Linked DNA regions of Mus musculus: region 1 is linked to region 2. The links are chromatin loops, found by intact Hi-C in ENCODE. Cell type or tissue: left cerebral cortex. All regions are shown on one strand. Each heading gives the region's core, and the rest is flanking DNA. Links, peaks and the distances in the headings are about the cores only.

Evidence for each region. Hi-C counts contacts between places; a loop is a spot of excess contacts. Peaks named below come from ENCODE experiments on the same cell type or tissue, not always from the same donor. Only the 100,000 strongest peaks of a DNase experiment are listed, where the experiment ranks them.
Region 1: a loop joins it to region 2, with 2.5 times the contacts of the local background. A loop is called at or near these places in 2 of 42 quality-filtered maps.

Annotation. Positions count from the first base shown.
Region 1 is chr4:68,641,614-68,657,683 of GRCm38, forward strand. No RefSeq gene overlaps it. Among named protein-coding and RNA genes, the nearest start is that of Brinp1, 300 kb to the right of the region's middle. In left cerebral cortex, for the core only: no CTCF peak of the experiment used is centred there; DNase peaks (open chromatin) are centred at 6,453 and 6,895; H3K27ac peaks cover 821 bases.
Region 2 is chr4:68,376,011-68,392,080 of GRCm38, forward strand. No RefSeq gene overlaps it. Among named protein-coding and RNA genes, the nearest start is that of Gm12911, 62 kb to the left of the region's middle. In left cerebral cortex, for the core only: no CTCF peak of the experiment used is centred there; DNase peaks (open chromatin) are centred at 6,237 and 6,669.

The DNA.
Region 1 (16,070 bases), core at 4,397-9,396, 270 kb after region 2:
TAACGCTGCTTGTCACCATGCCAAAGAGAACCACTCTGGTAGTCTCAGACTAGAAATTAAATGGTCTAAACCCACTTTTTTTCAACTAAGACTATAGCCCCAATCCCTAACAAGGGAAACCAGATTGTGTCCTCTGATTAAAGAGCACTGATATTTATTTTTAAAAGGGAGGAGGGAGGTGGTAGGAACACAACATCCCCAAGGAATATCTGTACCAATGTAATGCTTTGAGGAGTGATTAGGTCTCCAGACTCTTGCTTATAAAAAGCCAATTCAGAGTAACTCGATGCTTCTTTAGAGTTAAAGAGAAAGGCTTAGCAAAATATGATATTAAAATGTTTCATGAACTAATATTATATTTTATATTTTTCTTCATGTCTCCCTTTCTCCATAATTTTGAACCCTGGTTCCATCTTTTGCTAACCCTATAACTTGGAGCAAGGAACATTTCAAATCTTTGTCATCTCCATACTTTATAAAAATGAAAATAACAAAATACACAACTACCAAGTTATTTTGTACATATGAAATGAAACGATACTGCTTATGAAGCTCAGCAAAACATACCTACATCTAAGAAGTGTGCTGGGATAGCTACACTTCCAGGTAACTCAAAGTGATTAATTCTATAATATGTTTTAACAGTGTACAAATGGTACCTGGAGATACAGAGTGCAGTCACAATCAGAGATGGCAAAATGGTGAAGCCAGAGTTGACTGCCAGGCACTTTGATACACAAAGTTGAGATGTATGTATATTACACATAAAACCTGTCATCTAACTTGGCATTATCTGTAGTGTGTGGTCAGTGATCACCAATATTTTTTTCATTTCCAACCTCTATGACCATAACCTCAACCTGTAGATCTGACTAGAACAATGCATGCATTTCACGGCATATTAGTCAGAGTTTTCTAGAGGAACAAGATTTATATTCTGGCTTTTATGATATGATCAGAATAGCTCAACCATAGTTGTCATACCCAGAAAAGGCTGAGAACCCATAAATTTATCAGTTAATGAGGTTGGTCACCTTGGCAGTCTCAATATGGCATAGCAGGCTTAGTGGACTCCTGTTGAGGCACCGTATTACACATTGGAAACCTAAAAATACTGTTCTAATACAAGTAAGAGCAATAGTACTACCAGCCAGAGCAGTAGCAGCATTGATGAACTCAACAGCAAGAATGAATCTCATCAAGCAAAAAGCTTTCCTATTTCCCTTGTATCTTCATCTGTGTTACTACCAGAAGGGACTTTGCTCATTTATGCTGGGGCCTTCCACATTAAGTGATGAAATCTGAACAATTCCCTACAGACATGCCCCAGGCCAGCATGATGTAAACAACTCCTCTCTGCAGCAGCTCCACTAAATCTACCTCTCTTATAATTATAGGTTGTGTTGTGTTGATAACTAAAACTGACAATCACATGTCTTTCTCTCAACAAACTTAAGTACCAGATTCATTTACTTAGGGTGTCATAAAACATCAGGACAGACAGATGACTTATTCTTCATCAAAAATTTAATTTTTTGATGGTTTTAGAGAGTAATGTTTGGTTCCAAGTCATTGACAAGGATGGCTTTTGTTGAATGTCCCCCTTTCTTATTCTTGTGGTCTTTGCATTACATCACTCCAGGCTGTGTATCCTTATATTTCTTGTGTAGAAGTCCATGCCTAGTTCTTTCTTTTTACATAATTAGCTATTTGAATATAATACATTCAAATACCATCATATTCTGAAATAACAATGAATATTGAATGTGGGAACACACACAAATCAATACATACCTGGTGGCTGAAACCCAGATAAAGACATAATTGAAATATTGGATGTTTTTCATTACGAATCCATGTCATTGTTCTACCCATGAACCATTAGCAAAACATGGCTATGTACTAGAGAAATGTTTCTGGAAACCTGTCCTGCTTCACCTAATTTTCAGCAGAAATGTTGACTTTTTGAACAGCTAAGAAAACCAAACACCTATTCTTGGTTTCCTTGGAAGAATTCAGACCTCCCCACTCTAAGTAAGTAGGATTTTACTTCATATCTTGCACCTTTTATGTTATTGTAGCCTCTTAATATGGATGCCATAAGATTTACGTTGTCAATAGTTGACATTGTTAAGTGTCAACTACATATAAATATGAGCTAAGATATACTGCTAGGTTTTTAGGACAATGTAGTCTGAGTAAAACAAAATGATGTGCAGTACATCCTGAGCATAGCTTGAGAGCTTGATGGATAACAGAGGATGTTATCCATCACTGTAAAGATAACAGAGGAAAAATGACCATGGCAGGCTGCTAATTCAGAGATGTCTAACCAGAGATTGAGAGCATTCATGGTTTAGAATGTTAGCAAAGTAAAAAAGCAGCAGTTCTTAAAGCACAGTTAGGAAGCAATTTCTGCTCCATTTCTTACAAATGGTTTACCCTTCTTCAAGTCTGAGTCTAAGGGTCGTGGTTTTCATGGAGCATTTGAACTAGCTTCATCTTCAACCTCCTTTCTCTCTCTTTTTTTGTGAATTTTACATCATGCCCCCCAACCTGCCCTCATCTCATGTCCTGTCATACCCACTCTCCACACTTGCAACCTCCCTTCCTCCCAAAAGAAAAAAATTATCTTGTGGGAGCTGTAATATGTAACAGTGTTCTCACTATAACTATATACCCTTTTGTTCAGACTTCAGTCCTTGCAGATGTTCATTGCAATGAGTCAGTGGTCTGGTTTGAGGCCTTTGGTATCTGCTATGCTCTCAATACTGGATCTTCACCCGAACTTCTCTCAGATACCCTGTTGTTGCCCTGTTTCGTGAAATTGAGTAGCTTTGGATATGTAGGATCAGCCCTTCATGTGATCCAGCAGTTTATAGATGGGATAGATGTTAAGGTGGGCCAACACAAAGTTCTTAATCTGGGTCTGGGTGGTAGCAGAGCTGGTCAGACCATCATGAAGGGAAAATTCTGGTTTCTTTGGAGACTCAGTTGTGTCATGTGATTTTTTTTGTTGTTTTTTGTTGTTGTTGTTTTGTTTTGTTGTTGTTTTTGTTTTTTTGTTGTTGTTTTTTGAAAACTGTCTTATTAGAGGATGTTTTGGCTAAAACAGACAAACGGGAGGATGTTTTGCTGAGAACACACATGTGGTCTTCTTTTATGTAAGCTGCCTAGAAAAGGGACATGTGATGTTTAGCTAGAGCAGACACTTGAGAAAAGGGTACAAATATAATCCAACAGACAGTGGGACAGGGTGTGTTGCACTGGTTCACCTTGCATTTTGTTGCAGTTAAACCTGGTTCTTCCTCCTAGCACCAGAAATACCACTCAGACTCAAAATATATTTACAAATACTTTGACCGTATAGTTAGGCTCAATTCTTAATAGACCATAACTAAAACAACTCAATTATTTTAACCTACATTCTGCCACATGTGCTCAGGTATCCTGGGTCCAACTCTACACCTCTTTTCAGGGACACTCCTGCCTTCTCTCCCCAGAAATCTTTCTCCTCCTGGATGGCCCACCTCAATTTCCTGCCTAAGCTATTGGCCTTAGGCGTTTTAATTGGCAAATGATACATCCTTGCAATACAGGAGACAGTCTCTCTACACACCAGCTCTCCTTAACCAACATCACCAGGGGAAGCTCGCCATCACTGACTTGGCTAGTTCACCCAATGCCACAGCTGACAAGAAGCAGAGGCAGCTCTCCCCTGCTCTCATGACTTGAGGCCAGGTCACTTGCAACTCCTCAAACCAGAACTGCCTACTCTACTGTGCTTCCTTAGCAAGATGCTGTGTCTACTCTCCTAAGTTCTACAGCTGGGTGAGGATTGGGATCAATTCTGCTCTCTTGTTTTTTGGGCCAGCTCTATCATGATACCGAGACAAGGGGTGGGTCCAGCTCTGCACAGTCCTCACAAATCACCATAGCCCCAGGTAGCAGTCTAGACCAAGACTTCACCATGGCCTTGGGTGGTATTGCTGGCCACTTGCATCAGACTGTTCCACATTACACTTAACTCTACAGGTCTCCCCGTCTTCATTGTGTATGCATCATTCTATTTCTCTTTCTCTTCAACCTCTCTACCATTTAATTGTTCATCTTAGTGACAATGGGGTGGGGGTGGGCTCTAGGTTTCTGGGGTCATCTCAGGAATGCTATGCCCATATTTTTTTTCTGTGGCACTGGGAAGGGATCTCAGGAGTGCTCTGCCTGCCTGGGGTGTGTGATTCTCAGCAGGGTGCCCACTCAGGTGTGGTCTATCCATGTGAGCTATATAGTGTCAGCTTGCCTCACCTTTTATTATGTACCATTTGCCCTATTGTGTGACACTGTTCTATGAAACAGTCATTTTTACAGTCTGTCCAATCACCTATAGACAGGAACACTGACACATAGGAAAAAGGCTCAGGCCTTTCCAGGCAGGCAGGTCTGAATTCTGCCTCTTTTACTTATTAACTAGTCAGACATTTGACACATTATTAACCTCCTAGTTTCTTTACCCATAAAATCAGAGTAGTAACAACCACTGGGCAGGGGAAGGAAAAAGACTTAATAGAATGAAGTATATAAAGCATTTAAATTATTGCTTATTATATAGACTCAGGAAATGGTTGTTATCATTATAATAATGGTTGTTATGCCAGCCATTTGTTTCTACTGCTTCTTAGCCCATCACTCTTTTCATATTTGTAGCATAGTATTATGTAACTGCAGCATATAAATCATACATAGATGCAAGATAATATAGGAGCTCAGTCCTATAACCAGCCGGCTTACCATTTATGACCTCCACCATTAATTACTGTAAGGTAGGGAAAGTTAACTGGACCTCTCTAGGTCTCAATAGGTTTTGGATCAAATAAGATTAGGTACTGGACAGTTCTCTACCTGTGGCTCATGACACCTTTGGGAACCAAAGACTTTTTTACAGAGATTGTCTAAGACCATCAGAAAATACAATATTTACATTATGATCCATAACAATAGCAAAAGTACTGTTGTGAAATAGCAACTACAATAATTTTATGGTTGAAGGAGGTCAGTACAACATGAGAAACTGTATTAAAGGGTCACAGTGTCAGGAAAGTTGAGAAGCACTGTTGGCTCTCTTATATAGATAATTTAAGCTTAACCTTACCTGATACTGTCCAGAAGAGAATACATATATGATACATGGCAATTTTTCCTTTACTATATAGTAAAAGTTTAAGCTCACTGACTATTCTTTCTGCCATACCAAAAAAAATCAGTTTAATATAGTACTAATTAAGTTTTTGGTTTTATTGATGTTCCTAATCACCAGGTATTTGACTACAGCCCTGAATGAAAAACATTTCCACTCTCTAGTCCTGCTCTCATATTATCAGACACATACACTCAGTTGACAGTTTCTGTAGGTCAGACAACTCTCAGGATTCCATGGGACACTCTGCCTTTCATTTGCATTCACTCTATAAAGGGCCAATATCCATGTTACTACTTCCCCTCCCCTCATCTTCTCTCAACACATAAAATATTGGCATCAAAAACAAAACCAACCAACCAACCAACCAAAAAAACAACAACACACCACTGAGAAAAAAACTTGAGCAGGGTCACAGGTTTAGGAGGTTTTAAGCCAAAGTCTAAGCCACATGTAAATGACAGCCAGATACATTATCCCTGCTAGTGGTCATGGCCCATGTTTGTCACTGCTGTGGGACACAGGGAACACACAATCACTTATGTTAACGATATGGATCATGCTTGTCTAAAGGGAAGTCATAGGACATTTGTTGAATGAAGGGGTTTACTGGGTCATGTATTCATCTACCTAGTAAACCAGATGTTGTGATTTGGAAAGAAAATGTTCCCCACATGTTCATATGCTTAAAAACTTCATTCCCTGTTGGTAGATATTGTGGAGCAGGTTGAGTAGTGTGGGGCTAGAGATCAGGCCTTGAGGTTTGCAGTCCTTCCTTCTGTACTTCAACCTCCTTCCTTATATCTGCTTCCTGAGAGTGTACAGTTTCCCAGGGCTACACTGTGGCTCTGCTTTCATGCTTCCCTCTCAGGAGCCAAGTCAGGTATAGGGTTTCTTCTTGTCAGAAATTTGTTAAAGGAACACAATATATGTCTGATTTTATACCACCTCTATCTATCTATCTATCTATCTATCTATCTATCTATCTATCTATCTATCTCTATGATGGTTAGTTTCAATTATCAACTTGATACAGTCTAAAATCAATAGGCAAATGGACTCATATTGAGGAACTATCTAGATGAAAATTGACCTGTGGGCATGGTTATAGAGATTATCTCAGTTAGATGTATTGACATGGGAAGACCTACCCCACTGTGGGTGGCACAATTCTCCTGGCAAAGTACTATGGCTTGTATAAGAGTAGAGACAGCAAGATGAGCACTAACATGCATGCTTTAACCAATTACTCTCTGCTCGTGACTGCGGTTATAACATTACAAAATGCAACAGAATCCTGTCACCTTGACTTCCAGGAAATGATGGTCTATAACTTGGAAATGGGAGACAAATAAACCATTTACTCTTCAAGTTGCTTCTATTGAGATATTTTATCACAGAAACAGGACATAAAATTAAGACACCATCTATCTATATTATCTACCATCTCATTTTCTATTAACTATTATATACTACCTCTAATATACTTATCTGTATCTATCTATATTTTATCATTTCTATTTAACATCTCCCTAACAACCCATGCTAGCAACTATCATAATTTATCCATCTGCCATCCTAGCAAAACCCCCAACATAATGCATGCATAAATAGAGGACAAAATGAGGCAAGCGCCTATTTACTGTGAACTGCATAAGAACTGTGATGAGTGGGTGCTATAGACACCAAGAAAAGCTCTCATGACTAGCAGAATTGTACATTCTGCTCTACCAAGGTGCCTTCCTGCCCACTCCTTCTTCTTCTAGACAAACACAAAATGTCACAATTTTACAGTGAGAATTTATATAATGCTATAGCTGTGCTCTTAGCAAGCAGCAAGACATAAACTTTTTTGACTACAAATAGAACAAAGGAAGCAGAAAACAAACTTGAATTCTCTGATATATATTTTTTCAATCAAAAAGTCCATGGCATGTTTTTACATGAAAGGTAAAATCTATAGAACACTATGGCAGAAGACTGCTTGCCCTTTCTTAATGATCTGAATCATAGATTTGCCTATATTGTACTGATGGACAAAATCAAAGGCTTTATCTCATAGCAAAATAAGACTGACTAATTTTCCATTTTCTATTTTCTTTACTGTTTATTATCTTTTCTTAGATGTTATATCTATTGACCTGTTTTTTCTCATTTTTATTACTTCCTTGAGAATTCTACATTACATATCTTTTACCTACTTATTTTTTAATTTATTAGATGAAATTTTAAAACTACTATTGTTAAATGGATGTATAGGTATAGGTATAGGTATAGGTATAGGTATAGGTATAGGTATAGGTATAGGTATAGGTATAGGTACAGGTACAGGTATATATGTATGTATGGAGAGAGACTGGGACATTTTTCCTCCTCCAGAATAAATATCCTGGCCCCCTGTCCCTTATTTTCTTCCCCTTCTCCCTCAACCTCTATTTCCTGATTTTATTTCTAATTCTCTGATCTTTGTTCCTCTGCAGCAAATAAATCTCCTTTGTGCTGAGAACTTGGCTTTGGGGTTCCTGGGCCCATACCCTCCCTCACAGGCATTCTTTCATCTCTTCTTTTTAAAATTGATTTTTAGGATTTGGTTGGCTTAAATTTAAAAATATTTTGTAATATCTTTAAGTGTTTGAATGTGGTTTTATGTATACACATGTATGTATTATGATGTATGTTTGGTCATTAGGCAAAACAAGGCAAAATGATGTGTTCCTTCTTATATCTTTAAACACCATCCTTTGTAATCACTGTGGGAATTCCTTGATGTTTATCTTATTCTGTGTCACAGTAATTGCTAACCCCCATTAATCTTATTCCCTAGGTTTGTTTCTAGCTCTGCTCTTACTGATCTTTGACCCTCTTAGTGAAAGCCATTGCTTAGGTATGCACATAGTAACAGACTGTGAATATCTGACTCTCTTTACATTACAACAATAACTTTCTTCCCCAAATATGCTTTAAAAGAAACCTCTCTACAATGGGGACGTGATCATTCTTCCTGCAAATTCCACATTTTGAAGAATTAAAACTGAGCTCCTTAATGATGCCGTTGGATGACCTAGTGTCATCTGAATCACTTTACATATAACTCATAACTATTAAATGGTAGTTATGTAGCAATTCTAGATATTTAATTACTGTCTATTATCTGGGAAATGGTGTCTGCACCCTTGCCCTTGTTATATACTGTTTCCCATTCCTGCTGAAAAGATTTCCACAGTAGTCTTTCTTTTTTAACTACCAAACTGGTTTATTTGAAAAGATAATCTTTATCTTTTGCAGAGAACATTTATGACTCCATTCTTACTATTCATGATCCAAATGTGTATAGCTACCATTACATGGATTGCATAGACATATTATAACTTTCTTTTCATTGCAAAGTAATATCTTCACTCTGTAAAACCTTCAGCAAATATAGATAAGTAGAATGGAGAAAAATTAAATCATCCATAATTTTGTCACTCAGTTGCAACTATTGTTAACATTTGGCAGACTCTATTGCTAGTCTTTTCTCTGAATATATCTGTTTATTTTTCAGAAAGTATAATAATACTATTAGTATTGTTTTGTAATGGGAATTTTTGAAATGGAAGGGCACATTGTAAAAATTATCTTGTGGTTTTAAAATTATTTCTTAAAATTATTGTCAATGTTGAAAAGCATTTCCTTAGACGAATGGAACAATTTCCTATTATTTGAAATACAGTCATATCCAAAATTTCACATTACAAATGGGAAGGCAATTATTCTCTTTATAGCCAAACCCTCAGGTATGATCATGGTTACTTCTCTCTGATAAATCTTGACAGAAGTAATTTCTGGATCAATGAGGATTTATTTGTTTATAATTTCCAATGCATATTTCTAAATTTTCTTCTAGAAAAATCCTACTATTTGCATACTTACAAGAAAAGGTGTCTGACAAGGCTTTTAATCTGACAAAGCTAATATAATAGATGGTATTTGTTAGGTTATTTAATAAGTCTATCTTATGACCTAGTTTAATTTCTCTGTATAATGTAAAATACTTTTATTTGAATAGTCATCCTATAGGCATTGGTGTATACAGAAATGTGCATGCATATACATGTGGTTTCTCTGAGTTCTATGACTGAGTCCTTTGCTTTTTATTATTTATAAATCAGTTTACTGATTTTAATAACTTTTCAAATAAAGGATACTTTAGTGTCATTCTTTATCCTATATATCACACCCAAATTGTATTTCCTCTCGCATGTTTGCCCTTAAAATTGATTTATGAGAACAGTATATCTAAACCCCCTTTTTTGAAATGCTACTAGTGAAATTATTGATTTGTAATCTCCTAAGATCAGTTTATGAAGATTTAAAGTAACAAATCAGACTTTTCTTTTATCACTATTAAAAGAGTGAGTCCATATCAATGTATTTCTTATTCATACCATTAAAACCTTAGTCTTACCATTTATTCATTATAGCCAATTTACGTGTGTTTCCATAGAGAGTGTTTAATATTCTTGTGAGTGTGTCTTTCACTCTTCCAAATGTATATATGAAGAAGACACAATTATTATAGAATTGTTTTCATGTAGCAAAGTAACTAAAGGAGACATTCTTTATTATAAAGACCAATGCTCTCTACTTTCATAATGTGTAACCCTGTAAAACAGTGTTTCATGTTGTGGTGGCAGCCAACCTTTAAATTATTTGTGTTGCTACTTCATTACTAAAATTTTGCTACTGTTATGAATCGTAATGTAAATAAATGATATGCGTGATAACTTATATGTCACCTGTGTGAAACGGTTATAATTCAACCCTTCAAAGGGTCACGACCTATAGGTTGAGCAGTGCTGATCTAGAAGAACCATGACTAAAACTCAAGTCAGCCTGAAACCAAATCTGACATACCAAGTTCATGTAAATATTTTCTATCTATTCACTATCAAACAGGTTTGCACCTATGTGAAGTTGTTTTACTCTTAGATCTGAATTTTATAGTATTTCTTATTCTATACATAAAAATAGCTTTTGAGATTAGCTTTTTATTCAGGTCTAGCACACTACATATAGAGAGTATGTTACTTAAACCCCCGTGTAGATTACACTCAGAACAAGAAATTTACCAGTGTGCTGGGAATGTCACTATGCCTTCAAATTACAAGGTTCCCACAGGCCATCTCTGAAAGCAGTATTGGTTTTATAGTTATGCTTTTGAATGCTTTTTCCATGTATCTTTTGGATATTTACAGCATTTTTGAGTTTAAAAGATCTATTCAAATCATTTACCATTATATATATATATAATTCTTGTAGTATTAGGTTTGAACTTAGGGTCCCATACACTCTAAGCAAGTGTTCTATCACTGAGTTACAGCCCAATCCTTGATGGTTTTAAATTAGAGTGACATTGTTAAGAATTCTTTTTTTTTTTCCAGTTTTTTTCTTATTGGGTATTTATTTCTTTTACATTTTCAATGCTATTCCAAAAGTACCCACTGCCCCCCACACACACTCCCACTTCTTGGCCCTGGCATTTCCCTGTACTGAGGCATATAAAGTTTGCACAACCAATGGGCCTCTCTTTCCACTGATGGCCAACTAGGTCATCTTCTGATTCATATGCAGCTAGAGACAAGAGCTCCAGGGGTATTGGTTAGTTCATATTGTTGTTCCACCAATAGGATTGCAGATCCCTTCAGCTCCTTGGGTATTTTCTCTAGCTTATCCATTGGGGGTCCTGTGATCCATCCAATAGCTGACTGTGAGCATCCACTTCTGTGTTTGCTAGGCCCTGGCATAGTCTCACAAGAGACAGTCATATCTGGGTCCTTTCAGCAAAATCTTGCTAGTGTATGCATTGGTGTCAGCGTTTGGAAGCTGATTATGGGATGGATCTCTGGATATGGCAGTCTCTAGATGGTCCATCCTTTTGTCTCAGCTCCAAACTTTGTCTCTGTAACTCCTTCCATGGGTGTTTTGTTCCCAATTCTAAGAAGGGGCAAAGTGTCCACACTTTGGTCTTCATTCTTTGTAGTATAGCTTGAGGTCAGGGATGGTGTTTCCCTCAGAAGTTCATTTATTGTTAAGAATTGTTCTTGCTTTTCTGAGTTTTTTGCTTTTCCAGATAAATTTGCGAATTGCTCTTTCCATGTCTTTGAGAATTGTGTTGGGATTTTGATGGAAATTGAATTGAATCTGAAGATTGCTTTTGGTAGGATGGTCATTCTAGCTGTGTAAATTATGCCAACCCATAAACATGGGAGAACTCTCTATTTTCTGAAATCGTCTATTTCTTGAGAGACTTGAAGGTATTGTCATTCAGAGTTTTCCCTTGTTTGGTTAGAGTTACAGCAAGATATTTTATATACTTGTGACTATTGTGAGGGGTGTTGTTTCCCTAATTTTTTTCTCAGCCTGTTTATCATTTATATAAAGGAAGGCTACTGATTTTTTTGAGTTAATTTTATATCACTCTCATCAACTTTCCCCAGTCCTCCCAAGCACATGTACCTCTCAACTTCATATCTTCTTTTTAAACTATTATTTTTTTAATTCACAAGTCTAAAAGGGTTTCCCAAATGCATAGGGGTGTGAGAGCAACCCTTAAAAAAGGAGGAACTTATCAATGACAATACTATTTTCTCCTGTAGGAGCTAGATGTTACCATGTTGGATTTTTCACTAGCCTGACCTTGAGCAGATTTTATACTATATATTCATGGGTGAAACAGCCACGACCCGCTGAGAGGACAGCATTTTATAGTTCTCCTCCCTATTGGCTGACTCTCACATTCTTTCAATCCACTCTTCTCTGGTATTCCTTAAGCTTTTGTGCTCTGGGGATATAGATATCCAACTTAAGGCTGAGCAATCAGTTATGCTCATTACTTAGAACAGTGAACATGTTGCTGAATTAGCCATTTCCTAATATAATAAAAGCCTTTCTCTGGTCAAAGTTGAACACTGAACAAACTTGTAGTATAATCAACATCAATTGTTCTCCCCCTGGGAGTTTTCCAGCCTTGCTGTTTGATCATATTTCAGTACCAAGCATGGCTTCCTCCAATAAAAAGAGAAGTTGGTTGCTCCAGAAAACCTTTACCACTGTGGCATCAATGGGTACCATTTGTCTGACCCTCAGCATTGTAAAGTCCCATACTGAGTAAGTCACTGATATCTTTTGAACCTAAGCAGCCCACACAGTCTATTCTAGCACCATAATAAATAAGTGGAAGGAAGATAATTTCCTGGTAGCATACAGATTCATTTTTTTATGACATGCAATCAAAATCTGTGATTTCTTCAACAATGTAAGCTTTTTAAATGAAAACATTCATATTTTCCTTTATTATACATATTAAACTCTCTTTAAATGATTTGGAAGGTAGTAAGCTGCTTCCTGTGAATGAGTAGAGGATAAGTAACTTTTTGGAGCATTAAAGATTGAATCTAGAGCTTTGCACTCTGCAGGCATAGTCTTCTACCATTGAGCTCTATTCCCAATCCTATTTTGTTGTTTACTTTTTTATCATAGTTTAGCAAGAAACTTGCAAAAGTTTTTTTTCTATCCATGTCTTTTCTTTTGGAAAAAATATCAAACATGTGTGTGTGTGTGTATTTTCCTTTTTTTCATTCCCTTTCTTTTATTTTTAAAAATTATTTGGTTATTTTATTTACTTATATTTTAAATATTGTCCCCCATCCCGGTCTCCCCACACACAAACTTCCCATCCCCCCTCTGATTTGTCTCCCCTCTGCTTTGTCTCTAAGAGAGTGCTCACTCACCCTCCCACCCACTCTCACCTCACCCCTCTAGCATCCCTCTATTCTGGGGCACAGTTATGTTATTTTGAGCAGCCAAGAACAATGCTAAAAGCTTATGTTAATTTGGGTGACTGGGGGCTCCTTGAACAGCAATTCATAGGGAAGTATTTTGTACCCAATAACGAGAATGAACTTTAATATCTGAAGTTTTACCGAAATCAGCATTGTTAACTAATATATGGTACCTCTATCTAAGCACCACTTTTTAAAAAATTGGCTTATAAAGTGTGGTATTATAAAAATTCATCATACATTCTTAGTTTTGCTTATCCTTTATCTTCTCTTTATGTCACCACCATCCTCTTCTTTAGGTCTCAGTATTATTCTCCAGTCTTTCATATCATGATGCTGTAATAGCTCATATAAATATATATACATATATATATATATATATATATATATATATGTGTGTGTGTGTGTGTGTGTGTGTGTGTGTGTATGTGTGTGTATTTACATATATAGTATATATATATACATATATATGATATTTATTAACTTACATATATATAATATTTAGTTACTAGAGCTGAAAGGTCATAGGTTTTGAAGTAGCCCCATCATAGTCTCTTCACATTGGTAAAACATTCCCCAGGCCCTTCATTTCTGCTTCTTCATGACTCTACTAACTACTTGAACTATGATGTCAGCACTTCCTACTGAATCCATTTTCTCTTTAATAAGTCATAAACACATTTCAGGTCAATTCTTTGGTATATGCGTAACTTCGCTATTTATTAGAGACAAATAAAATTTGCATATTAATTTCATGCATGTGCTTATTTGTTGTTATATAAGGAATTAAATCTTATCAGAATCTTTGACATTGTAGAACACAAGCATTTTCAATGTTTTTACAGAGTGGATCAATATTTTGATTGTATAAATTTAATGCTGAGAGTGTCACTTTGCATAAATACACAGTATCAACTGTTTAAAGACATTGCAAAAATTATTGGAAATTATGTCATAATCCCATGTTAAAATTTATTTAACATTTTCTGTAATGAAATTCATGTCAACAACTCAAATGAGCCAAATATATGCACCCTTTCCACTCTTGTTTCTATTGTTTCCATTCTCAGTGTTTATTGTTTGCTGTTGTCTGCTGTTTTCCTGCCTACTCATTCTATCCACATTTATTCTTACAGATACTCTTCTCAATAAATTTCTGTAGCATAAACCCTAAATGGTCACTTAGACTACTGAACATAACATGAAAGAGGATAACATACTTAATAATATTTTTTCTGTTTTGTTGATGTGATTTGTATCTGTACTATTTGCAAAGTTCTTCCTAAGTAGGAGACAGCAATACAGTCATTATCAGACAAATATTTTTCTTCCTAAAATATTTCCTTTAGCTTGTATTTTATTTTTGTTTGGTAGTAATGAATGTGTTCAGTTTTTCTTCTTTTTTCAGAATTATGCTGATATCACTATGTTTTCTAGTGTTTTGAATATTCCGTTCATTTTCTTCTGCCTTTCACAGTTTTATATAATTCAGTCATTAATTATATCATTGTTTCCCTGCATGTAATGTATTGCTTTTATTGAACTTCTTACAGTCTTTTTTCTATTGCACAAACAAAAGCATGAATATGTATGCACACATACACACACAGGCTTTTTCTGTGATGTTTTGTGTTTATGAGCATCTATTTGTACATATTATCAACTTATTAAACTTCTGTAAATCTACTTTTTACAACAAATTTAGGAAATTCACTTTTCTATACTATGTTGTCATATTGGAAATTGGAGAAGTACCCAAACATGACTGTAAATCTATGGTTTTTCATAGCTTTCTTCAAACTTTCTCCTCCCTGCTAATTTACATTGCAAAATTTCAGTTGATCTACATTTGAGTTCATTTGCCATTGCGGGTTTTTGTAGCAATCAAGTGATTTTACTTTATTCTTTACATAATTAGCATTTTTATAGTTTTTGTTTGTGTTTAAAATGTCCTATGTATGAGTTCAATAATATCATAAGTGTAAATTGATATTCCTCATCAATTTGAGAGGATTTGGAAACACGTATGTGAAATAACTTTTGTGTATCTCTATGGACGTTGCTTACAGAAAAGTTTCAATGAACAGGACACACTGACCATAGACCAGTATCTTTGAGATTGAATAAAAATACAACACACAGTACTAGCATGCTTTGCTTGCTGCTTCCTGCTCTCCGCAAATGTGACGAGACTCAGTTGCATACTTCACCAGCCCAAAAGTCTCTCATACCTTCCCAACCTGGATGTCTGCTACCTTCCAAACCCAGAGCCAAGATAAATACCTTAAGTTGATTTTTTCTTAGTTATTTTGTTACAACAGAAATATCTAATGTACCATGTATTATTTTTAAATTTTTTTGAATTTAGTTTTCTTTAAATCTTTGAAACATTTGTATCAATGTCTGTATCTACTAGACTTACGACATGAACACTTCTTACCAATTTTTAATATCGGCTCTTTTTTGGCCTTTGTTTTCCATTTAAGTCATATTTGCAGAGCTTTTGCGTGTTTCACAATTTTATTTGAAAATTAAACTATGGCCTGTTACTGATCCGGGAATCTTCTCTGTCCTTCTAAGTACAGTCAATATTATGTTCTCACGGGCATTTAGCATGGGTATTATGTAGCTCTGCAGAGTATGCAGTGAGATCTCCATGTCTCTCCCATTTATTTGTAATTTAGTGGTCAGCCAAGGCTTCAGCTATAGAATATGGTGAGTTGTCTTAGGTTTCAACTTAAAAAGATGTGTAATTAACTAAAACAGAAGCAGCTGGTTACGCCTGTGAGGGATATTTTCTTAATTAAATTATTCAAAGACAGAAGACCTAATTTTGATCCAGATCTTGTGAGATGGTGAGATACACCTTTAATCTAAATATTTTGATCTAACTTTAATCTGGGCCACACCTTTTGCTGGAAACCTACAGAAAGAACATGAACAGAAGCTAACTCTCGTTGCCTGATTGCTTTTGTTCTCATTGGAAATTCTATTCCTTCATTGCCATCAGAGCCTACTTCTTTTAGATTCTGACATATACTAAAAATCAGCTG
Region 2 (16,070 bases), core at 3,760-8,759:
TGTGAGTGCGGCTCCCCACACCAAAGAAAAGAATTCATGTTCTTTTTTCCTCTGTTATAGCAGTAAGAAAAAGCCAATCCCTTTGCTTCAAGATGGAAAGCTCATCTCAGTGCTCTGGGACAGTGAAACTCATGTGTGGAATCCTAAAATTCAGACATGTTAGAAAGATCACATTAAATGTAGTTTTCTTACAGACATGAAGATCAGGATTCAACAGAAATTGGACAATTTTAATGCCATAAAAAGAACTTTACTTATAGGATAGCCTCAAACCCTGCCTTTCAGGTTTTCACTACTCTTTTGGTTGATCAAATTTCTCCATCACATTTGCCATCTCTTCCCATCTGGAATCTATTACTTTGGCCTTTCTTCCACAATTCTTCTCCTCTTTTCCCCTTCCTTCTGTTTCTAATCCCCTTTCCATCTTCACTTCTGTCATCTTTAGCATGCTTCCTTTTTTCATCTTCTCCCTTGGGGCTTTCATTTCCTTTGTCTCTTGGGTGACACAAGCTACATGTTAAATATTGAGTAAATAAAAATTCCCTGCTATTTAGAAAGATAATATGCAATTGAAATGCAATAAGATATTTGAGGTATAAAAATATTGTGCTTTGTTATCTCAGTATTCTTATAAAAACAATTGGCCTTTTATCCATAAAGAATGGCTATTCACACATGCCATCAGGATGTGCTGATATGTATAATAGCTCATTTAGATATTCATAAATCATAATCCAGCAGTATCTAATAGTGCCTCCCAGACTTTATCATAAACAGTGAGTTTCTGAAAATTTTGTTAAAAGGAATATATTATAATTTTGTAAGCATTCTAATTCTGAAGAATTGTATCATGAAGAAAACCCCATTAATGCCAAAAGCCACAGGCTTCAATTTGCAAAGTAATATGTACTCCAGGGTAGATCTATGTGGATCACCTAAAATCTTCATCTATGTTTACTCTTCTCAAATGAGAAGAATCAAGAAACAAAGAACACTTATATGATAAGATAAAGGACCAGATGTGAATGAAGATAAAATAAAACCATTCTACTACCTCATCTTTACCACTGAAGAAATATGAACATTGGAGGGATTGTGTTTATTACCTAAACTGAATAAAGCTGGTAAGTTATAGTTAGACTCTAAAAGTATATACTTCAAATGTATGAACAGAAATCTTTTATACATGCAAACATTATGAAATGTGCAGGCACACATGCATATAAACATATAAGCATACATATGTTACTAGTCAATTTTTTTTCTAGGGCAGATAATCTCTATCTCAGCATTCACTAGTTGCTGTAGTTATTTTTCTTTTTTTCTTCCTTCCTTCCTTCCTTTCTTTTTTTTCTTTTTTTTCTTTTTTTTTTTTTTTTACTTGAAAGTCAGGTGAGTATTTTACAGTTTTCTGTGTAGGCTTAGCTGTTCTGAAATTCTATCTGTAGGCCAACTCACAGATCTACGTTCCTTTGCCTCCCACGTACTGGGATAAAAAGCTAGGCAAGGCAAACTAATAGAAAGGAAATGATCTCAAGTAAGTCAAAAAAGTCAGAGATATATCTTTTCCCACTACTACAAGTTCCTAAAACTCACCAACCTAACAGTAATAATATATACACAGAGTACTTGGTGAAGACGTTGCTTATTTAGCATCTATGAGCCCATAGCTCATTGAACATAGACAGGCTGACCAAGTGCCTGCATGAAGCCTTCACCCATGCTCCCCTCTCTTTGGAATGAGAAGGTATGCTGCAGACTACAGAAAGAAACTTGGACACCAACTCAGTCACAAGAAACGTCCAAGATTGGCAAAGGCCATTGATTGTGGGCTTAGGATACCTGAAATGCCTCATTAGCATGGTGAAGCATTTCAGGAATCTCAGGTGCTAGCTGAACAGGATTTATTAGGGGAAAGGAAATTCATCCTGTAATCCAATTTAGGCTCCATGATATTCCTCACGTAGAGGCATTTGTGGGGATTTAGAATTCTCCAGACAAGGTCAGAGAAGGGGAAGCTCCACCAATGAAGGAAGTACCAAGGCTGAGGCTATCAGGGCTTGGTGGACTTTGACTTTAATTAGCATCTACAATCTGTCCTGACTGAAAGATGTACTGGGACAATGGTAACACAGAACTTAATTTTTGTGAGTATTAAATTGAAGCCTATAGCCTAAGAGTTGACCAGGCCCTACACTGACTGGATGGCCAGGAACTGGAAACTGAATAGCCCACAGACTTAGGGTAGAACTAGCCAGGACTGCCCTCCCCCTGAAAAAAAAAGTGAAAAGACTCCTAATTATATTCTACTATGCTCAAAATTAGGACCCTTGTTCAGTTGTTATCAGAGAGGTTCCTCCTGCAGTGAGATGGGAGCTGGTGCAGAGACTCACAGACAGATACTATGCAGAGAAATTTCAAATTGGAGGTCTCCATTGGTCCCTACCCTCAGAGATTAGGGAACCCCACAGAAGATCAGGAAGGAAAGACTTTAGAAATTAAAGAGAGTAGAAAATAATACCAGACAAACATTGCCCACCAACCAGATGAATCGCTTGAACTTTGTTGTTTTGTTTTGTTTTTCTTTATTTTTGTTTACTAAAATGAAGTTAATACTCTGTTTTAAGGAATGTGTTCATGTGATGAAACTGGTTTACTATATTTAGCAAGGTAACATTACAGAGTTTCTTATTCTGTTTTTGTAAATAAGTGAACTGTGATTATTTAAATAGGACAGTTGCTTTTATTTACTTTCTCAGAACATCTGTTCATCTTGGAGCCATGGACTTCATAAAGACAAATAATCAGACATTACAGCTGAGCCCTCGGTGATGTCCTCTCTTCCTCCTATCTTCTATTTTTGCTGCCACCAATCTTTTAAGGGCATGAAATATGAACCCCCTTAGCACGCTTGCTCTTTCTGTCATGCAATTAAGTCATACCTCATAAGACATTCCTCATTCAGACTCCTGTGTTCGAGGAATAGAGGAACTTTGATTTAAAGTCTCTAACATGCTAGGAATACACCCCCATCCTTGCCTACATTCACCTACAGAATAGAATGGGAAAATGTCTTGATGAGCCATGGATCAGACAATTGTGTTATGTCTATGATCCTTTATGTTCATAAGATGAGGCCTTATTGGTCTGTATTCCATTTTGATCCTGGATATTGATAAGATTTAGCTTAGAGATATGTGAAAAAGCTTTGTGCTATATGGAAAATATTCAAATCATTAATATGACAAAAATTACAATAAAAATGCCTTTTCCATAAGAATTTCATTCTTGAATTCTAATGAGATCATCATCTTTAAATATAATAAGAATAAAACACACATATGTAACACTTACTCTGGGCAAAGCTCTATCCTGAAAATGTATTGACATTAGTCTATATACTTCTCTCTGACAAATCCATATGCCAAGTTCTTAGGTAACTAATGTTTTAGACTATAAGTTAGAATTAGAGAATATGAATATGAATCAGTGGATTTCAGAGCAAAGAAAACAAATTTAATCTATTAGTCATTAAATGCTGTATACACAACCTTGCATATTTTGTCTCAATGAGATTTGATCACATATGCCTTGTTAGAATACATACATAAGTGCATATTTGTGTATTTTATAATGTGGTTGATGCTTTAATTTAGCTCAGCCTAACTTTATTTATTTATTTATTTATTCTTTATTGTTTTTATTAGGTATTTACCTCATTTACATTTCCAGTGCTATCCCAAAAGTCTCCCATACCTTCCCCGCCACTCCCCTACCCACCCACTTCCACTTTTTGGCCCCAGCATTCCCTGTACTGGGGCATATAAAGTTTTCATCACCAATGGGCCTCTCTTTCCAGTGATGGCCAACTAGGCCATCTTTTGATACATATGCAGCTAGAGACACGAGCTCCGGGGGAGGGGGCTTATTAGTTAGTTCATAATGTTGTTACACCTATAGGGTTGCAGTTCCCTTTAGCTCCTCCGGTACTTCCTCCAGCTCCTCCATTGGGGGCCCTGTGATCCATCCAATAGCTGACTGTGAGCATCCACTTCTGTGTTTGCTAGGCCCCGGCATAGTCTCACAAGAGACAGCTATATCAGGGTCCTTTCAGCAAAATCTTGCTAGTGTATGCAATGGATCCCTGGATATGCCAGTCTCTAGATGGTCCATCCTTTTGTCTCAGCTCAGCTCCAAACTTTGTCTCTGTAACTCCTTCCATGGATGTTTTGTTCCCAATTCTAAGAAGGGGCAAAGTGTCCACACTTTGGTCTTTGTTCTTCTTGAGTTTCATGTGTTTCGCAAATTGTATCTTATATCTTGGGTATTCTAAGTTTCTGGGCTAATATCCACTTATCAGTGAGAACATATCATTTGAGTTCTTTTGTGATTGGGTTACCTCATTCAGGATGATGCCCTCCAGGTCCAACCATTTGCCTAGTAATTTCATAAATTCATTATTTTTAATAGCTGAGTAGTACTAACTTTTTGTGCTGCCTACAGATACTATGCCTGAAAGATGTTATTCAGCATTGAGAGTCAAGAACTTCAATCCTGGTCGACACGAGTGAAAGTAATCACTTCTTCCTGCCTACTCATAGGCCAAGTGATTTGACAGCATTTTCTATCAAGAGAGTTGGACTATTTTTATTGCCTTTTTAATCTGAGTTCATAGCAGTGAAGTGGAAGAATTGATCTGAACAAATCTGAGAGCCTAAACACAAAGAAACAAACCATGGTGTTACTCTGTTAGTCTTTGTCATTGCCATGTGAACAATCTAAATGTTTCTTTCCAGGGTAAATAATAGCAAAGGCACAGCCAACATAATGACATCCATGGTCAGACACCTATGAGAATCCTTAGACCTGCCTTCTCTTTTCAAGCTAGAAGCTTACTACATATACATAAACAAAGCAACAAAAATAATCAGGCTGTTAAAGATCCACACAGCCACTTGAATCATCTACAGGCTTATGAACAATATTACATGGAAACTGGTCTTTGAAGGCTATTGGTTTTTTTTTTTTTATTTTACAGTGACTTATTACACAATGATAATGAAGTGATATAGAAAGCAAGAGTAAAAGTATTGTATTGTCCCTTATTGTCCATTCAGTTTGGCTATTATTCATTCATTCATTCATTCATTCATTCATTTTATTGAAGTAAGCCATAAAGAAGTGACAGTTTGGCAATCTAAATATGATTTTTAATAAGAAGCAATCTGTTTATTTTAAAATAAACTAGAGGGAAATTAATATATAGTCTTGTCTTTAAGAAAAACATTTTTGTCATCTAGAATTTAAGGTTAAAAACACACTTGCTAAATTAATCAAATTTTAGCAGCTGATCTGAGCAGAGTCCTGCTCAGCAATTCAATACAAGGTTCTCTTCACCTTTATATCTAGTTGCAACTTGGTCCATTTTCCTGCATTGCTCACACATTTCCCAGTGCCTATTTTTGTCCACTTAGACTTAGATCAATACACTTAACTCGTTTTTTTTTTTTCTTAACTCTCTTCTACCTGACCTACTTTATTTCTGTCCCAGTTCTTAATTCAGAATATCTCTGTGATGCAACATATCACAATGCAGCCTCAGTTTACCTTTACACAAGGGTCTAATATGATAAATGATACATTAAACCTGTCAGATACTTTCCTTGTATTATCTTTGAGGCATAAATATTTTAAATGGAAGTAGGAAACTACTTGGCAGCAATGAAAGTGCTATAAGCATATGTATGTGCACTCATAAATCAATATCAATAATAAATTGCATTCACATGTCATCTAATTTTTCTTGATCATCCGTAAGGTCATAAAAGTTCACTCCATATATTGTCTCTGCCTCACATTCTTGGTTCCTTTGAATCTGTCTACTCTATTAGTCAGACTGCTTATTATAATCTCGTGGTCCTGTGCTATGGTACCCCTAAATCTACAGGCATTTTACCATGGATTATTAATTTGGTGGTTACATTAGAGAAAATGATCCTCTCTTGTTGAAGCCAGTTAGAAATTTTGCACATCAAAAGCTTCTGTTGGTGACATTTAAGCCAAGGACTCACCCTGCTTTCTAATGTTCTTTATTCTCCTACTCAGCAGGTAGCAGATGAGTTCAGGTTGGAGTTTTGCAGAAAGCAGTTCACCCACTCAAACCTGCCCCGCTTTATTCTCAACCTCTCCTACTCCAATGTCCCCTTTTCTCCTCAATCCCAACTTCTTAGGTTCATAATTAGACTCTGCAACCTCTAAGCTACTTCTCCAAAGTGATGAGCTACTAAAAATACAGCCCTGCAGGAATACATTCAACTTCTATTTCTGTTATTTTTTTAACACCAGTTTCAGATGAACAAAGCAGTTAAACAAAAGGAGAGAGAAAGTGCTGTGATTGCGAAGATGTAACGTCGACACATACTTTGTTCATTTTAATTACACGAAGTCATCATTTAGCAGGATACTGTGAAGGGAAGGCTGCCACAGACCTTCGTTCTTTTGATATTTTCCATTTAAAGCTTCTTTCAATGACCCTGAGCACAAATACCTTCCTAGTAACCCTGAAAACCCCTGTATCTCTGTATAGCCCATGAAATGGGCTCTTTTAAGGTGTGGGAAAAGCTGGACATAATTGAACCGCTCTGCTAATGAGACCTACTTCCATCACTCCTCTGACTGTCTCATGGCATTTAAGATGAGCCTTTTAAAACTGGGTTACAGAAAAGAGGGTAGGACCCGAGAAGGAGTGTGAGGACTCTCAGCCTTAAGAAGTAGACATACAAAGGCTGAAAACATGAGGAGGAAAACAATCCATTCTTGTGAAACATCTAAATTCTGGATTTTTTTTTCCTCTGCACCCACATATTTGGTATTTAGAAGCTGCTATTTTAAACTCTGTCTGGGAACAGCATGTCATTGGCTTAATTAATTGGTGATATTATATACTGTTTAATTCATGCATATTGTGTCAGGTGTTATGGTGGGAAATGTGTTACTTTGCATAAGTTATATTGAAATAACAAGCATGATATACAATGGCTCCTTATTGTATAGATGAAATGTTTAAGCTGTCATATTTTAATACTGAAGATTACATCATAGTACAAGCTAGGATTTGAACTCAGCATCTTTGATTAAAAGGTCCCTATTGAAAAATTAAGAAAATAAAATCAATTTCATGACCCCCTATCACATGTTAAAACTTTTAATGGATATGTACATAGTTCTTAATGCTTATAATTCTATGTTCTTAAAAGCAACGAGGGTTAAGATGTCAATTGGCTACAATCTTGTCCTTTGAATTGCTAAAGGGTCGGAATTGGAGAAACATACTTATCTAATATCTAATATATTGTAAAATATAATAATTAATTTTATGATGCTAAAAATATATATGAGTAAAGACATTGAAGTACTTAGCCACTATCAATTAAAGTCAGCTTGAGTTCTGTCCTACAATATTCATGCCATTCATACAAGATGACTGCCATTCATCATTATTGTTATCTCACTGATAAGGACTGTAGTCACTGGTTTGGATTAGTGCACAAAGAATATTATTTTAGTGCTGTGAGGATTAAATGAAAGGGCAAATACATAGTTGCCTTAATGAATGAGCACATGAATAGAATTTTCAAGTGTAAAATTTAAGCTTAGATATTTTTTCCCAGTAGACAAAAGAAAGGACACATTTATAAAACTCAAGGAAGTGAGAAGCATCATGGCTAATTTGGAAATAGAAAGTAATCAAAAATTGTAAATGCTTGCTAGGAAAATAAACTATTAATCTATACAAAATTAATTTGAAGCTACTGGATATTTTAAGCAGTGGCTAGAAATGATCAAATAGACATTTTAAAAAGACTGCCATAACATTAGAGACAAAATTAAAGGGAGAGTTAAGACATGATAGACAAGAAATTAATTTTTATTTATGAAAATGTAGTTGAAGTACATTTTACTGAAGTAATATGGAAGGAAAGAAAGTGTAAAACACAGTAGGTATTGTGGAAGACTCACTTTTCATTGTATAAAATATATAATTTATAAAAGCCGACTTCAGTTTTGAATGTTTAAATATCTTTAGCAAAGAATTTCTAATGTAACAAAAGCAGTTTGGAGTATCAGACCAGTATTTCCATGAGTGCAGCTCTGCCAGCCAGTGCCCCTCTGCCACTGACCACATCAATTAGTGTCATCCCCCACCGCCTTTTCTGTAAAATGCATACACTGATTTCAATATGACAGTCATAGGTATGAAAGGAAAATAGTAGATTTGATATGATTTGATAAATACTGAAGTGATGATTTTAGTTATCATTTTAGTTTATATAATAAAAACCATGAGAGTACTAATATTTGTATTGTGAATAATTTTATGTTGGTATAAGAAAATACCTGGAGCAGAGGAGGATATAAGAAGAGATTATTAGTTGACAGTTTGTAGAACTGAAAATTCAAGGTCAGACAACTTCCCATTTTCAGCTTCTGCTGAGGCTCATCATGATACCATAGGAAGAAATTGTGCAGAGGATCACACAAATGAAACAGGAACTGGAAGTAAAAGAGTGTTCAGGATTATTTTTATTTTCACTAATCTATTCTCATGGAGCTCCACTAATCACCCATAACAAATACATTAATCTTAACCTAAGAAAGTACCTCCAATGATCTCATTACCATGGACAAAAATCTACTTGTAATGATCTCTTCATCTCTTAAAATCATCTTACCAAGGATCATATCTCTAATGCACAACTCCATGGTAGACAACAGTTATCAGCTATAACACTTTGGAATCACAAGTTTTTTGTGTTGGTTATCTGCTATGAAATAGAGATCACAGTAACATAATATTTAACTAAGAAATAAATGTGGATGGCTAAATAGAATCTTCCTGACTTTAAGAACTTTGTAGAATATAAAAGGTTCTAGATAGAGTCATCACTAACAATACCTATATCTAAACTTGTTTCTTTTCCTCCAATTATCCACTTCCTCTTTATATCATCATTCTTCCTAATTTCCACCCACCTTTTCTCACAGAACAAATGAGCAATGACTCAGGAATCTCTTATTAACTTCCTTTAGGTTGGGTAAAAGCCAAAGTAGAGGCATCCTATAAAAGCATACAAGAATAAAGATTGTAAAATTATGCATTCATATATAATATTAAAGATATATATGACAAAGAATATAATAACAACTTACTACTAGAAATCATTGCCTGATTATTTAATCAGATTTTGTGTATCTGATTATTTTTCTATCTGAAATTAACATATTATTTTCTCTCCATTTTTGGCATAGACTGCTGAATTCCCCTTGCACCCAGTCACAAATTGATTAGTTTGTCCCATACCACTTCAGTTCATTTATGTGAACCTTATTTATTTATTACCCCTTTTTTTTACCCTGGTGACACATAAAAATACATTAGAACTCTCATGTTCTGGCAAGCACTCTCATGCCCTGGCTACCACTTGCTGCTTCTGAGGCTGTCATTGAGTTGCAAGAATGATTGTTTCTGTTCATAAACCCATAAAACGGAATTTGATTTTATTTAGGTGACGATGCTATGAGGTAATTCCAATATGATTCACTTTTTACAGTGATGTTTTTAGTTTTTTGGTTATATACCACTAACATAGTGTGATTTGTCAGTGAACATAGGTTATCTCAGCAGCCAGTTTTTAAAGAAAGAAAACAATGCCTATACAAAAAAAAAAAAAAAAAAATCCATGCCTAAATCAGTGAACCTTCCCTTAAACAGTAGTACCAGGGAATCAAAATGTACATATGAGAAATATATGACCTATCTTCATCTCAAAGGGAAGACAGATGTTTTGAATAGAAGGCAATTTGTACAATAAAGGCATTACTATTAAGGTTTTACAGATAAGAGAGCCATTTATTCATCTGCCAAGTGTTTCACTAGTAACAAATATGTCTATAAAGTAAAAATAACAAAAAGGTGATGTGTCCAGATATAAGATGACGAAAGGTATGAAAAGATATATGTGTCAAGCCACAGCTTAGATGAGGTATATTAAAACTCTAGAAGTGAGACCCAATAAGATGTGATTGACAAGGATAAGCTTTCAAGCTTTCAAATCCCCCCCCTCTCTCTCTCTGTGTGTGTGTGTGTGTGTGTGTGTGTGTGTGTGTGCACGCGCACGCCTGTGCTTATGAGTTTAAATGAATGCAAGAAAGGATGCGAGAACATATGTAAAATGATTTGGGAGAAATTTTGGAGGAAGGCTCTGTATACCTGCAAATGGGGAACAGCAAGAAATTATCTATCTATCCCCATCCTGCCCCAAATCCCGATCTCCACTTAGGTTGATCTCCACCTACCTCTTAAAGACCCGTGGATCCGGAACCATACAGGAACTCTCACCCATCTTCCCGGCTTGCTGATTCCTCTGGAGAAAGCCAAGTAGCCCTAAGCAGTCTGCTATCACAGGGTGACCTCTATTCCCTCATACACATATACCTCTCTGTCTACCTTTATCAGTCCTGTGGATCCTGAACCATAGAGTTAAACTTTCCTTCCCCAATCCATCTTCCTTGCTTATTGAGGCATCTGGGTGTGTCAAGTTGCTTTGAGCAGCCTCATAGCTTAGGCAGACATCCATTATCCAGTACTGCCTGTCTTGACATAGACTTGGTAGGGACAAAGTGACATGGTTTCTCCACCTGGGACAGTGCTCTGCTGTAATGTGAACCTGCGTGAGCATTAATGGCTGTTGTGGACATAAGGGTTATTCCTGTAATAATATACATATTTTCTAGAACCACTAGCAGTAGAGGTCTCTTTCCTTCTAAGGAATATCCTCCATGTTAATGTTAATGACTTAAGGATGTCACTATGTCTCCAAAAAAATGGTAAACACTGGGACCTTCAGGATAGCTTTAAGGCTATGGGAAAGAGCTCTAAAAATATGAATTTGAAAATGTATAATTTCTCAACTATGCAAAAATAAGGATGCAATATGAATTATATGAGGGAATTCATGATTCTAAAGGAACAAAGGCAGCTGGGTGTAGGAAGCCAACTCTAAGATGGCGCCGGTTTCCGGTGTGCCCTTGTCTAAACAACATCAGTGTAGGTGTAAGCCTGAGTCTGGCGCCAACCCCTCCTGAGTGGGCACATGCTAATTAGGTGATTTCGGTTCAACCTATCCCACATGAAGCCTTTCCCTGTGCTGGGGTGTATATAAGCAGACCTCCCTGGGTTCCCGGGGTCCCTGTAGCAGTATCGAGGCGTTCCTTCAATAAAGGCTGTTGAGAAGAATCCGACAAAGTTGTGTCTTCCTTGCTGGCTGAGGTGGGCGTGACAGCTGGGCTGTGAGTCAACTTGTTTGAAAATTACCAAGAAAGAAGATAAAGAGATTTAGTGAGTTTTTATATCAGGAAATCTAACCCAACTAAGGTTTTGTTTATTTGTTTGTTTTTGTTTCTTTATACTTACAAAGGCAGAAAGATTCCTGAGTTCAAAATCAGGCTAGTACAGAGCAAGGTTAGATTCAGGTGTGGTAGAAATGATAATTTCAGGACAGTGTCCCACCCAACTAGTTTATCATCTGTGCCTAACAAAGGCAGACAGATCTCTGAATTCTTTAGAAGGATAAGAAAAAAAAATGTATTCTGTTTCTTTTCTAAGAAACAAAGGGCTAGTGTAAGGGGATGCTGATTCATAAGATAATTAAGGAAATCTGGAATAAACAAATGGATTGATATGTAGTCATAAAAGATTGGACCTCTGTTCATTAGGAGATGAGCTATCCAGAGAATATCTTTACAATAAAAAGAGGGAATAACTTGGAGAAATGACACACACAAGCAAGACATGGACAATGAGATCTCTCAGTATAGCAGGTAAGCAGGATATAGACAGAGAGAGAGAGAGAGAGAGAGAGAGAGAGAGAGAGAGAGAGAGAGAGAGAGAACTCCAGAGAAAGAGTAGAAGATAGAGAGAAGCACACTAGAAAAGCCATATCAAGCAGAACACAAGTCATCAGCTTGGATCCATTGTTTGACTTCAAATGATTCTTTTAACCATTCTCAGGCACCCATTCTCAGGCTGGTCCTTGTCACTCTACCTGTCTGCCAACCTTCATCTAACCCGCTGCTGCTTCTAAAGCATATATCCTGTACCATATGGACATGCAGATCTGGAAAGAGCAGGCCAAGGATACCTATGAGAGGCCTGCCACACCACATCTACCTTCAATGTAAATTCTCCTCCCAATACCTACAACACACAAGGGCAAAGCTATCCAGATGGCTAAAGGCCCACAAAAGGATACAATCAACAAAATCTAGATCTGGGCAGTGGTGGCACACGCCTTTAATCCCAGCACTTAGGAGGCAGAGGCAGGCAGCTTTCTGAGTTCAAGGCCAGCCTGATCTACATAGTGAGTTCCACAACAGCCAACATGATTAAAGTTGTACTTGAACAACAATAGAAACACCAGAAAGTATACATATGAATGGAAATTTAATATCTCTCTATTCAATGACAGCTGGGTCAGGGAAGACATAAAAAATTTAAAGGCTTTCTAGATTTCAATGCAAATGAAGGCCCAACATTCCCAAATTTATGGGACACAATGAAAGCAGTGCTAAAAGGAATGTTCATAGCACTAAGTGACTCTTTAAAGAAACTGGAATGCTCCTGTACCAGCAATTTAAAAGTACACCTGAAAGCTCAATATAAAAAGAGAAGTTAGACACCAAGGAGAAGTAGAAAACAGGAAATAATCAAAATCAGGGCTAAAAGCAACTAGTTAGAAAAAAAAAAAAGAAAGAAAAAGAAAAGAAAAGAAATACAAAGTTTCAATAAAACCAAAAGCTGGTTCTTAGAGAAAATCAACAAAATAGACAAACACCTAGCCAAACTAACCAAAAAATCAGATAGATGGTTTGCAAATAAACAAAACCAGAAATGAAAAGGAAGATGTAACAAAAGACATTGAAGAAATACAAAAAACCATTAGGTGTTATCTTCAAAAGTCGGTACTTCACAAAATTGGAAAACCTTAAAGAAATGGACAATTTTCTTGACAGATGCCACTTACCAAAGTTAAATCAAGATCAGGTAAACTTTTAAACAACCCTATAACCCCTAAAGAAATTGAAGAAGTCATTAAAAGTCTTTCAACCAATAAAAGCCCAAGGCCAGATAGCTTTAGTACAGAATTCTACCAAACTTTCAAGGAAAAGCTAATACCAATCGTCCTCAAACTATTCCACAAAATAGGAACACTATCAAACTCATTCTATGAAGCTACAGTCAACATGATACCTTAACCACACAATGACACGGGAAAGAGAGAGCTTCAGACCAATTTCTCTTATGAACATTGATAAAAAAAAATCAATTAAACTTTTACAAACCAAATCCATGAACAAATAAAAAACCATCATCCTTCATGATCAAGTAGGCTTCACGTAGGTATGCAAGGAAGGTACAATATACAAAAATACATCAGCATTAATCCACCATATAAAGAAATTGAAAAAAATCACATGATTATCTCATTAAATGCCGAAAATAATCCTTTAGTAAAATCCAACACCCCTTCATATTAGAGTTATTAGAGAAACCAGAGATTAAAAAATACATACCTAAATATAATCAAAGCAATATACATAAAGCTCATAGCCAAATGCAAACTCAATGGAGGGAAGCTTAAAGCAATTCCACTAAAATGAGAGATGAGACAAGGCTGCCCACTTTCTCACTATCTATTCAATATAGTACTTTAAGTTATAACCAGAAAAATAAGACAAATAAAGAAGATCAAGGAAATACAAATTGGAAAGTTAGAAGCCAAAGTACAAATATTTATGGATGATATGGTAGTTTACATGCATAACCATAACCCCCAAAATTCTACCAGAGAACTCATACAGCTGATAAACCCCTTCAGCAAAGTGGCTGGATACAAAATTAACTAAAACAACCACTGCCTCTCCGTTGTACAAATGATTAATCTAGCTGAGAAAGAAATTAGGAAAAGAAAATTGTTTACAGTGGTCGTGAATAATATGAAATATCTTGGTGTAAATCTAATCAAGCAAGTAAAAAATCTGTAAGACGTGAACTTCAAGTTCTGAAGAAAGAAACTGGAGAAGATATCAGAAGATGGAAGGATCTTCCATGTTCATGGATAGATAGGACTGACATTGCGAAAATGGCCATCATAGCAAAAGCAGTCTACAGATTCAATGCAATCCCATCCAAATTTTAACACAATTTTTATAGACATTTTAAAGAGCAATTCTCAACTTCATTTGGAAAAAAAAAAGAAAGCAAAAACTTACAAACAAACAAACAAAAACAAAACAAAATCCCAGGATAGCCAAAACAATTGTGAACAATAAAATAACTTCAAGAGAAATCACTGTCCCTGATCTCAAGCTGTACTAGAGAGTAATAGTGTTAAAACTACATGGTAATGGTACAACAGACAGACACATTGATCACTGGAATCAAATCAAAGAGCCAGAAATATATTCACACACCTTTGGACACTTGCTTTTTGATTGAAAAAAAAAAAAAGTCATACAGTGGAAAAACAAAAGCATTTCAACAAATGACACTGCTCTGAATGGATGTCTACATTAGACGAATGCAAATAGACCCATATTTAATCACCCTGTACAAAACTCAAATCCAAGTGGGTCAAAGACCTCAACATAATATTGAATACACTAACTCTCATAGAATAGAAATTGGGAAATACCCTTGAATGTATTGGTACAGGAGATGATTTCCTGGACAGAATAGCAACAGTTCAGGGTCTAAGATCAAAAATTGATAAACAGGACCTCATGGTATTGTAAAAATTCTGTAAGGCAATGGACATCATCTTCAGTCTATCAATTGGGAAAGGATCTTCACCAACCCTACATCTGACAGAGAGCTAATATTTAAAATTTACAAACAACTCAAGTAGTTAGACACCAGCATCCCAAACAACCCAATTCTAAGTTATTTTAAGTGGGGTACAGAGCTAAACAGAGAATTCTCAACATAGGAATCTCTAACAGCAAAGAAGCACTTAAAGAAATGTCCAAAGTTTTTAGTCACCAGGGAAATGCAAATCAAAACAACTGTAAGAGTCCATCATACACATATCAGAATGGCTAAGATCAAAAACTCCAGAAATAGCACATGCTAGCAAAGTTGTAGAGCAAAAAATACTCCTCTATTGCTGGTGGGAGTGCAAACGTATACAATCACTTTGAAAATCAATTTTGCAGTTTCTCTGAAAAGTGGGAATATTTTTATCTCAACACTCAGCCATACCACTCCTTGGCATATACCCAAAATATGTTCCACCATCCCAAAACACATCACTTAACTATGTTCATAGTAGCTTTCTTTGTAATAGCCAGAAACTAGAAATAACCTAGATGTGTTTCAATTGAAGAATGGATGAATAAAATGTGGCACAGCTACACAATAGAATACTATTCAGCTATTAAAACAAAACATCATGGATTTGCCTGCAAATGGATAGAACTTGAGAATATTACCCTGAATGAGGTAACCAGGTCCCCAAAGGACATGAATGATATGTATTCACTTATAAGTGGACATTAGCCATGAAATAGAGGATACCCATGCTGCACTGAACAGACCCAAAGAAACTAAACAAGAAGGAAGGCATAAGCATAAATACTTGATCTCACTTAGATGGGGGAATAAAATAGTCATACAAGGCAAAGGGAGGGAGGGAGCTGGGTGGGAGAGGAGATTGGACAGGAATTGGGGTTTTGTGATCAGATGTGAGGAAAGATATGAGGAATGACCACATGGCCCCGAGAATAAGTGGAAATCACCATCTCATGGGGCTGAGGAGGTAGGGGAAATCTTGAGGACTAGAGAGAGTCCTAGGAGAAGGGAGGCAGCCAGGAGTCAATGTGGTAGTCCTTAGCTGTGTCTCACAGTATTGTAGATATGGAACCTGAAGTGGCCACCTCCTGTAGCAAGGAAGGAATCCCAGTAGAGTGATAGGCACACCAACCTACCCACAAAACTTTTGACCCAAAATTTA